Regions from separate parts of the Mus musculus genome. Here region 1 is linked to region 2. A link is a loop called in an ENCODE intact Hi-C map of the cell type or tissue named here. Cell type or tissue: heart. All regions are shown on one strand. Region 1 overlaps Gm33897 (a long non-coding RNA gene). Region 2 has its middle 30 kb from the start of Btg1.

Region 1 (5,000 bases), 82 kb after region 2:
GGCATGGGTACCTCTGAAATCCCAGCACTAGGAGGTTGAAGCAAGAGGGTTAGAAGTTCAAAGCCATCCTCAGCTGTGTAGTGAATCTGAGAGTACCCTGAGCTACCTGGGACCCTGTCTCAAAAGAAGGAGAGAAAAGAGAAAGAAATGTTTTACCTTTCATTTTGAGGAAAAGAACTTTACTCAGCCTGAAACCCCAAACTCATAAACACATAACAGCAGAGAACAGGGTTCTTGGAATTAAAGCACCGGGTGAGGGGGCAGACCGGGTTTTCGTGACGCACACACATGTAGAGCTTATGCTGTAGGAATCCACTTTACAAACAAATGATCCAGAATAATACAGAATAATAATACAGAATAATACAGAAACTAGCAATTTTGAGGGAAAGAAAGAAAGAAAGAAAAAGGAAAGAAAAAAGAAAAAAAGAAAAAAAAAAGAAAGCTCTTCTAGCTTCAGTTTTCAAACGCTTTCTTTTGAGAGCCCATTAGTCATAAAGGTGTTTCCATAGCAAATGTGTGTGGGATGCTCTCAGCATTGCTGGCAATGGTTCAAGGGAACCTCTATCATTACTCCCCCCCCCCCCCCCAGCAGTGTGGCTCATAAGTCCACAGCGCTATTCCACCTTTCCGGTAGGACAAGGTTTAAGGACCTGAAAAAAAGGCAAGGTGAAGACCTGGAGGAGGAGCACAAACCAAGTAACAAAGGGAAGATAAAAGTGGAAATAACAGCTCAGTGTGAATAATAGGAATGCAAATGGTGCTGCTAAAATAGGAAGGAACATTACTTTCCTAAAATGCAAAGCAAAGGAAAAATTGTAGTAACGAAGCGTTTTGCCTGGTGAGATTGTACACTGCGCACACCTCTCCAAAGTGTAGCCACCTACTCGAAGTTTCCCCAGCGTGAGGCTGGCAGGCTGTGAACTTGGTGACTCATTTTAAGAAGGTTTACTACAGAGTTCCAATCTTCTTTAAAAAATAAAAAATAAAAAAAATATCTTTCATGTTTCCTTCCAGTAGCTGCCCTGCTGATGGTCCAAAAATACTCACTGGAGCTAGGAAGAAAAACAAATAACTAGTAAGTGTATGCAAAGATGTCTGGGATTTATTGTTTGGTTAAAAAATATGATGGAAAAATGTATCTGGTTAAAAAATTATGGTGGAAAAAATATATCTGATATGCCAATCTGCATCTAAGAAAAGAAGTAATCAGAATATAAATGTTTTAAATAAAAATACTGTAGGGAAAGTTTATTTATGGGGATGTGAGGAAGTGGGGGAGAAGAGATAGAATTAGAAACCAGAGTCTGACTATAGTTTGTTTTCATTTTGAATTCAAATGCTGTGAATGTTTAATGTGATTATAAAAAAAATTAAGTGTAAAACAAAGTCGTCTTTAAGAAAATTGAAAGCTGAAAAGACTCAACGGGGACCAGATTCTCAAATTGGTGTCACGATCATAGCTAGGAGTTACTGCTCACAGCTAGGAGTTACTGTGATAACATAGTCTATAGAGACAACCTCAGGAAAGAAATATCCTTAACTGTTACGGGAATGTGAATTAGTATAACTGATATGAAAGGACAGCTTGAAGGGTCCTTACAAGACTACAAGGAGAAATAGCTTTTAGCCCAGCAATCTCCTGGCTGTCTTGTACCCAAAGGAAGGGAAATCAGCACATCAAATAAACCTAGCTCTCTTGTGTTTATTCCCCTGCCTTTCACAATAGCAAGATTCAGAGTCAACTTAGATGCCCATCACAGTGATAAAGATGTAGATACACATTGGTATATATGCTTCAGCCTTAAAAAGGACAAAATCCTGACACTTGTGGCCTTGTAAATGAGGTCAAATTATATATATAATTATGTTAAGCAAAAGAAACTTGACACAGAGGGACAAAAGTCACACTCCAAGGCAAGTTTGATTCACAGAATTTCATTCACTGAATTGATTCATAGAAAAAAAAAAAAACAAAACAAAGTAGAGTTGGTGTTATCAGAACAGGAAAAGCCCAGGATGATATTAATGGGAAAATTATAGCTGCATAGAAGGAGTAAGGGCTAGAGAGATGGCTCAGCGGTTAAGAGCACTGACTGCTCTTCCAGAGGTCCTGAGTTCAAATCCCAACAACCACATGGTGGCTCACAACCATCTGTAATGGAATCTGATGCCCTCTTCTGGGGTGTCTGAAGATAGAGATGGTGACTCACATAAAATAAATACATTTTTCAAAAAGGGAGTAGGTACAGTTGTTCTGTTGTCCTGTATGGGTCCAATAGACCACAATGATTTACTGTATATTCTGAAAAATCTAGAAGAAAAAAAATTTAATTAATTTTAGGTCAGCACCCTCATGTATATGTACCCCAACACTCTACTCTCAGGCACTCTTCTCCCATTCCAGCTGGTTTTCTTTTAGAAGAGAGAGTTTTGAATGTGCTCTTCACAAGAAAATGGAAATGGTGGGGGGTGAGAGTTTTGTCACTTATTCTGAGTTGTTCATACAATGCACCATAAAAATGTTTAGCAAAACATAATTGTCGTAATAGGAAAAGCATTAAGGAGATCTTTAGGCCTCTACACCCCTTCCATCTTTTCTTCTTTCCTTCTTGCATCTCCCTCCCTCTGTCTCACACTCTTTCTGACTGCTGGCATGCTATGGGGGTAAAACAGATGAACTAGGATTTTTGGCATAGAAGATTTAAGACCAAAGTCAAATCCTGCAGTCTGCGGGTTTGCAGTATGCTAGTCATTACCAAGTGTCACTGAGACAGATCTTAATCTAGAAAAATATTGATTCCCTAGACCTTCCCACAAAGGGGATTTTTGAAATCACAACAGGCAGCTGAGAGGAGAAGCCATAGCGTTTGTTCATTTCCAAGGGTCAGAACTCAGCGTCGACTAGAGTCTTTACCGTGTTCCCCACTCAAAGGGACTAGAGTTGCTTGTCGGGGGTGGGGTGGGGTGGGGTGGGGGTTGAGGGTGGGGGACTGTTCACAGACATGGAGGCTGGAGTTATGTAGCAGGAACTTAGAATCATTGATCATAGCAAGGGTAGAGAGGCGATGAACAACATGTGGGTTATATCTATAACTGAGCTGACTAGGTAGACTGGACATTCCATATGCGGTAATGTAATAACGGTGAGGAGCTGACGCATGTCAAACACATTTACATCGATAGGTGTTAACACAGACACACAGACACACACACAGACATACACACACACACACACACAGAGAGAGAGAGAGAGAGAGAGAGAGAGAGAGAGAGAGAGAGAGAAACTAACACAACCCTTCTAAACTGGACTGTTGGGGATCTTTAGGTGCTGTCAGGGAAGCAACTCCCAAGTGTAGAATCTAGAAATGAAGTGGGAAAGACTCCATGCGAATTCCCTTTCCTACGCAGGTCACTATAGGCAAACCAGATAGCAAGTGTCTTCCTCAAAAAACAAAGTGAATTTAGATGATTAGGGGATCAAGAACCTATTAGGGGACTGCATAGTTATCAGAACTTTGTCTTACTGTTTATTGTCTTTAGTGATGACAAGAAATCATGGATCTATTTAAAAGGAAACTCTTCTTCTCTTTCACAAATGTGTATATGCGTGTGTGCATGTGTACTTACACATCTCTTTAGGTATTTGTATAATGATACAAAGTCCTTGTTTAACTTCAGTATAATCTAGTTATGTGGAGGGTGAGGATCTAGATAAGGATGGAAATAAAACAGAACTAACTTGGGACTTCAAATTACTGAGGCTTATAAATGGTGTTTATGTTATTCTGTGTGTGTGTGTGTGTGTGTGTGTGTGTGTGTGCATTTTTGAAAAATTCCACTTAGAAATGTTTTTGAATCATCCAATCAATGGTTCTGTTCTTTTCTGGGCCCTGTAATCTAACAGTCCTGTTTCCCACTGCCCTTGTGTGGTCACATGAGAAGCTCTGGAAACATGCTTAGAAACAAACAAGCCTGCTACTGTGGTGGGCAGTGTTTCTCTAGAACTCTTCAAAAGTTTTTGTCCTGGATAAACACTGGACAGAGGGAGAGATGAATTCTTTACAGTGTTCGAGCCCCGAGCTGGTAGTGTCTTGGCAGGCGTGAGCTTTTGGACATCTGATGTCTGGAGCATTAGAAGAGCTTTGCGCCTGTTGCTCCCCTCTTCTAGCAGGAAGAATTGTCAGAAACAGCATCTCATTCATGGCGTGCTGGGGTCTCCTGACTGATTACACCCTCACTGTAGGAAGACTGACTGCTAGGGATTTAGCAATTAGCTCGTGACTAAACTTTATTCCGCAAGCATTTGAAATTTCTTTATCAACCAAACTCAGTTTCAAAAAATTGCACGGAGTTACTCCAAAAATATTTCTGGTTATTCTTAAGTTTTTTTTTCTTTCTTTTTGTGTAATCTTTCATTTGCAATACATTTTTATATGACTTCATTGGTATTTCCCCACCATTGTTTAAATCTTAAATGAAACAACTATTTGTGCCTTTGGCCTCTTGAATTTAGTCTTTCTTCCTTCTGACATCTTTTCAATTTCTTTATAATTTTCTTCTAATTTTCATGTGTTTGTGGTTTGGGGGTTGTTCAGTGTGTGTGTCTCTGTGTGTGTGTCTGTGTGTGACTGTGTGTGTGTGGTTGTGAATGTATGTGTCTGTGTGTGGGTGTCTGTATGTGTGTGTATCTATGTGTATGTTTGTGCATGTGTCTATGTATTTGTGTGTTTGTGTCTATGTGTGTCTGTGTGTGTATCTATGTGTGTGTGTCTGTGTCTTTGTGTATGTCCCTGTGTTTTTGTTTGTCTGTGCCTATGTGTCTGTGTCTTTGTCTCTGTATGTGTCTATGAATGTGTGTCTTTTTATATGTGTCTTGTATGTGTGTCTGTGTATATGTGTGTCTGTGTGAGTCTGTGTGTGTCTGTGTGTTTCTGTGTGTCTGTGTGTATGGGTGTCTGTGTGTCTATTCATCCAACTCTAGGGACCCTTTTGTTCCT
Region 2 (5,000 bases):
AGTTTCTCTGTGTAGCCCTGGCTGTCCTGGAACTCACTCTGTAGACCAGACTAGCTTTGAACTCAGACATCCACTTGCTTCTGCCTCCCAAGTGCTGGCATTAAAGGCATGCGCCACCATGCCCAGCTGGTTTGCAACATTTTAAGGAAGGAATTCAGCATTGCTTTCTTACTCGCTGCTCTGCTGTCCACTCCTTTGCAGGTTAAGTATTGGTTACTCAGCCTGTCAGAGCAAGCGGGAGCTCCGTGCTTCAGCAGTCAGAGCGGGCAAACTGCAGATCCTCGCATCTTTTAAATGCTTCAACCTCAAGTCCAGAATAATCAGAAAAAGCACTCAGCAGATGAAGTGATATCAAAAGTAGACCTGAAGACATGCCACAAGCCATTGCTTTTCTTTTCTTTTTTTTTTTCCATTTTTTATTAGGTATTTAGCTCATTTACATTTCCAATGCTATACTAAAAGTCCCCCATACCCACCCACCCCCACTCCCCTACCCACCCACTCCCCCTTTTTGGCCCTGGCGTTCCCCTGTACTGGGGCATACAAAGTAGGTACCTACTTACTTTTAAAATCATCATAATTGTCACATCTGTGTATAGCAAAGGTTCTCAACCCTTGGGTCATGGCTCCGGTTGGTAACCATCTCTCTCCAAAACTATTTATATTATAGTTCATAATAATAGCAAAATTATAGTTAATAAGTACTAAGGTAATAATTTTATGGTTGGGGGTGTCTCCATAACCCGAGGGTCATCATAACATAACTACAATTAAAGGGTTGTAGGATTAGGAAAGTTGAGAGCCACTTGTGTACAGGGACAGCTGCCTTAGGAGGCTTCCATTCTCTGAAGACTTCTTAGGTTGCTTAAGCCTAAATGGCACAATCCTGTCTTGATGTGACTTTCCTCCAGGAGGAACTATCTTAACTCAAGACATCAGACTTTTCCCCTCACAGAGATGGAAGGGGTGGGTGGAGAGCAGAGAGTTGGTCAGAAGGAAGGAGTTGATGTAATGACTGGGGGGGCAGGAATCACTGAAGAGTTTCTATACAGTGGCAGTACACAATTGACTGTGCACATTTGCAAAAACCCAACCCAAACAAACAAACAAACAAAAAAAACATACAAATGAAATCCCATAAATCGGACATTTGTCCTCCTCTCAGCGGAGCAGACAATTGTCCAAGTGGAGGTTGTTTCCTCTGTTTGGAAGACTGATGTCAAAATAATGAAAGCAATGAGAGACTCACATTGCCCCACCTCTCCATTTTCTAGTTGAAAATCACCTACCCAGCAAACATGTTGCCTAAATGCCCTGTGCACTGAGTTCAAGTTTACTCAGCCTCTCTCTCAGCCAGTCTTTGGATTCTTTTTGTCTCCTTAATTGTAAGAGAACAGTGATTTCAGTGGTGGTGGGAGATTTGGTGGGCTGTAATCTAAAATCCTGGAGGGCAAGGAGAGGATTTTTTCAAAAGAATCCAAAACCAAGCTTTTACAGCAGATGTTAAGAAGTTATGTGACAGCAAGAGATTCCAGTAAGGGACTTTCAAAGCTGGCTACTCCTTAGAAGACTTCTAGGAAGAAGAGCTCATTTTCCTCTCTCTCTCTCTCTCTCTCTCTCTCTCTCTCTCTCTCTCTCTCTCTCTCTGTGTGTGTGTGTGTGTGTGTGTGTGTAAGTGTAAGCAATTCGATAGGCAAAAAGACAAATAGGAACTCCCTTAAGTTCCTCTCTTCCCAACCCATTTGGCAATCCAGCGAGCAACCTTTGCTTTTGGCTGTTGGGTAAGACAATAGATATACAAGATAGTCACAAGGCAATCTCTCTATGTCCTTTATCAGGATTAGCTGTTACACCAATAAGCAAAACAGGGAGGTGGGGTTTTTCCATCACTGGCCTTTGCTGTTCCTGGGTGCCAGATGGCATTATATCCATGAAGGGAGAAAAAAAATGCTTCCAGTTTCAATGTTGACCAGGCGCTGTTACTTCCACTCGATCACACTGTTTGGGGCTCTCTTTGATGTACAAACTCTCCAAAGATAATGAAATGCGTTGGCAGCTGGCTAATGGCTGGGAAAGTGCAAACCCTGAATTGAACCCTTCCCATCCGACTATTCAGTAGCTAGGTAGTCAGGCCCAAGCTGCAGAAGGGGCAGAGAGGCTGGTTGCCAGGCAGGCCCTGAAGTCCCGGGCAAGCTGCTGCGTTGTCGTTCCCCTCTCCTCCCCCACACAGAAGTGGTCCGTGCCTGCTGTAGCAAAGGGAAAATAAATCCATCAGCGCCAAGCACGGGCTTATTTTGAGCTGGCTGCTGGAATTTATTTAAGAGCCTGGTGCTTACAGGTAAACAAAGCCATCCTCAGAAGGCGGGGCTTGGGAAGGTGATCTGAGAACTGTGGGTTTTCTTCAGTAGAGGAGGTAGAACCCGCATCTTTATGTAAAAACAGGGGGTATAAATTTAACTCTGTGGCTGCTGGTCTTTTCAGTGGCCTAGATCACTGGACAAATAGAGCATGGGTAATTGAAGGGGGCGGGGCTCTTCTCACTCCTTTCTCCTTGGCTATCTGATGCTCTTGCCTATCTCCACCACTACAGCCCCAGGAGAGTAGCATTGAATTTGTGGGACCCTCAGGCCTCACTTCTCAGTGCCAACCCCGCAGCTGAATTGGTCCCCAATGTGGTTCTGTCTTCTAGACCCTCTTTCCCCCTAAAATAAGCAACAACAACAGATCACTTTTGCACTTTTTGTTCTTTTGGGACAGGGACTTGCTATGCAGCTCAGACTGGCCTGGAACTCACACCATCCCACCATCCCCCACCTGCCTCCGACCTCAGAGTGCTGTGATCTCAGGCCTGCACCACCCTGCCAAGCTACAATTATTTCCTTTGTTCCTAGAATGTAAGTCTGAATTCTATAGGGGACAGGCCAGCCCTATGGGTTGACAACCAAAAAAAAAAAAAGGTAGAAAAATACTTAAAAGAATATGAGGGGGAGACAGCTGGGTCCGAAAGGTGCTTATCATGCATTGATGAGACCTGAGTTCAATTCCTAGCACCCAGGCTAAACAACGTGTGTGGAAGCTTGTGATTTCAATCCCAGTGTTGGGGGATGCTGAAGTAAGCAGATTGATGGGCTCTCTGACCAACTAGCCTGCCCAGTCAACCAGCCCCAGGTCCTCAAAAACAAGTTAGGATAGCTTCTGAGGAATGTCTGTGGAGGGTGGTCTCTTAGCATCCTCAAACAAGTACGCAGTGCGCGCGCGCGCGCGCACACACACACACACACACACACACACACACACACACACACACACACATAGACAGAGACACAGAGAGAGAGAGAGACAGGCAGAGAGACAGAGAGACAAAGACCACAAGCATATTTTTGGAGTTATGGTAACTGATCGAGATTTAGAAAGGTTGGTATCTCTAAGTAAGACTGTAGCCATCCATGCATAGATGCCCCGTGGCTGCATTAGCAGCCGCAGAGGTTTCAGAGCCCGACTGTGCGGCACACACAGCATTTATTAAACAACATGCCCCCTTCCAGAGAAACTGTGCCCCCCTTGAAGCTTTCTGTAGGACTTGACTCATTCCCTTAGCCCATCCCTAAAGCCTTCGTATCAGTTTGGTTGGCCCAGAAGCTCTCACAGCCCCACTGTTTTCATCACTTTTATCTGGAAAAAACAACAACAACAAAAGATTATTATAGTTAGTGGTTAGGCATTGCTTTCCCTTTTATCTCGCTGAAAATGGAACCAACTTTTTCAGGTTTTTTTTTTTTTTCCTAAAGCTTCCTTCCTGAACCCTGCCTTAGACTTACAGTCAGCCTACGTGTTGCCCTTTAAACAAATGCTGGGGTATGAATTGCCTGAAGGGCATTGTTTCTGCCTGAGTGGAAATTTAAGTGGACTGATGGGTTCAGATGATAAAACTTCTTCTGGTGCCTTTTTTTTTTTTTTTAACGTTCAAGTCTCCATCTGCCAATCCACAGGACTGGGCTCATAGCCCAAGGTTGCAAATGTATCTGAACAGAAATGAATCTGCCCATCCTAGAACCTGAATTATGCCTCTGAATCTGCTGCTTTGGACAATTCCAACAGAGTTGACTGAGCTCTGTTTGGTTTTGGGGTTTGTCTATTTTTGAGACAAGAGTCTCACTATCCAGACAAGACTGGCTTCAAAGTCCTACAAATCGAATGGCCTCTGCCTTCCAAGAGCTGATATTGAAGGCACATGACACCATACCAGGCCTTTGTTTGGTCTTTTTGAGTCAGGGACTTGAGTTCTAGTTCAGGGTGGCCTTGAACTCAGAACCATCTTGCCTCAGCCTCCCAAGTGAGTGCTGCCTTTATAAGGGGTACATCATGTTCAACCATGGCTTTCAAAACAAGTCTTGGCTACCTTCTCTCTTCCTCTTTCTCCCATTTGTCATGTCTACTGGATGGGAGGTTTATAATGTCTTACCTGAGGTAGTCAAGATGGTCTCTGAACTGCAGCTTGTTCCACACAGTAATTACAGCTACATGGGGATGGTTCAATCAAGAGGATGGGAAACTCACAGAGTGACTTCAAGGCCAGCCTGGGACGCCTACTGGGACCCTAACTACCACTACCCCTTCCTTTCCTCCTTCTCCCCTTCCTCCTCTCCTTCCCCCCTTCTTCCTATTTTTTGTTTTCCTTTTTCTTTTTAGGCACTTTATGATAAATGTGAGAATGCTGATAACTAAAAACATATTGAAATTCAGATTCTTGTATAACCTTATTCAACGGATTAGAATTGATTTGTTCCAAGGTATTTTTTTTTCAAGGACAATTCACCCATGTTGGTAGATGATGGTTTTTTTTTTTTTTAATTATATGGATAAAAACAACGCAGAACAACAACAACAACAAAAAGTCACGCCAAATCAATCGATGGGTCTCCTTCTCAAACTTTTTAGTCCATTTACACAGGCATTAATTCTTCCTTCCTCAACTCTTTTCAGCTCAACCTTCCTCTGAG

Evidence for each region. Hi-C counts contacts between places; a loop is a spot of excess contacts. Peaks named below come from ENCODE experiments on the same cell type or tissue, not always from the same donor. Only the 100,000 strongest peaks of a DNase experiment are listed, where the experiment ranks them.
Region 1: it touches region 2 in a loop (1.8-fold over the local background); 4 of 42 quality-filtered maps call a loop at or near these places.

What each region holds. Positions count from the first base shown.
Region 1 is chr10:96,726,770-96,731,769 of GRCm38, forward strand. Gm33897 (a long non-coding RNA gene) reads left to right here. Exons shown (of 3, transcript XR_871979.1): 3 at 1,018-1,155. Among named protein-coding and RNA genes, the nearest start is that of Gm33897, 14 kb to the left of the region's middle. In heart, a CTCF peak has its summit at 2,192 (motif pointing left); no DNase peak of the experiment used is centred here; H3K27ac peaks cover 339 bases.
Region 2 is chr10:96,644,450-96,649,449 of GRCm38, forward strand. No RefSeq gene overlaps it. Among named protein-coding and RNA genes, the nearest start is that of Btg1, 30 kb to the left of the region's middle. In heart, no CTCF peak of the experiment used is centred here; no DNase peak of the experiment used is centred here; H3K4me3 peaks cover 388 bases; H3K27ac peaks cover 877 bases.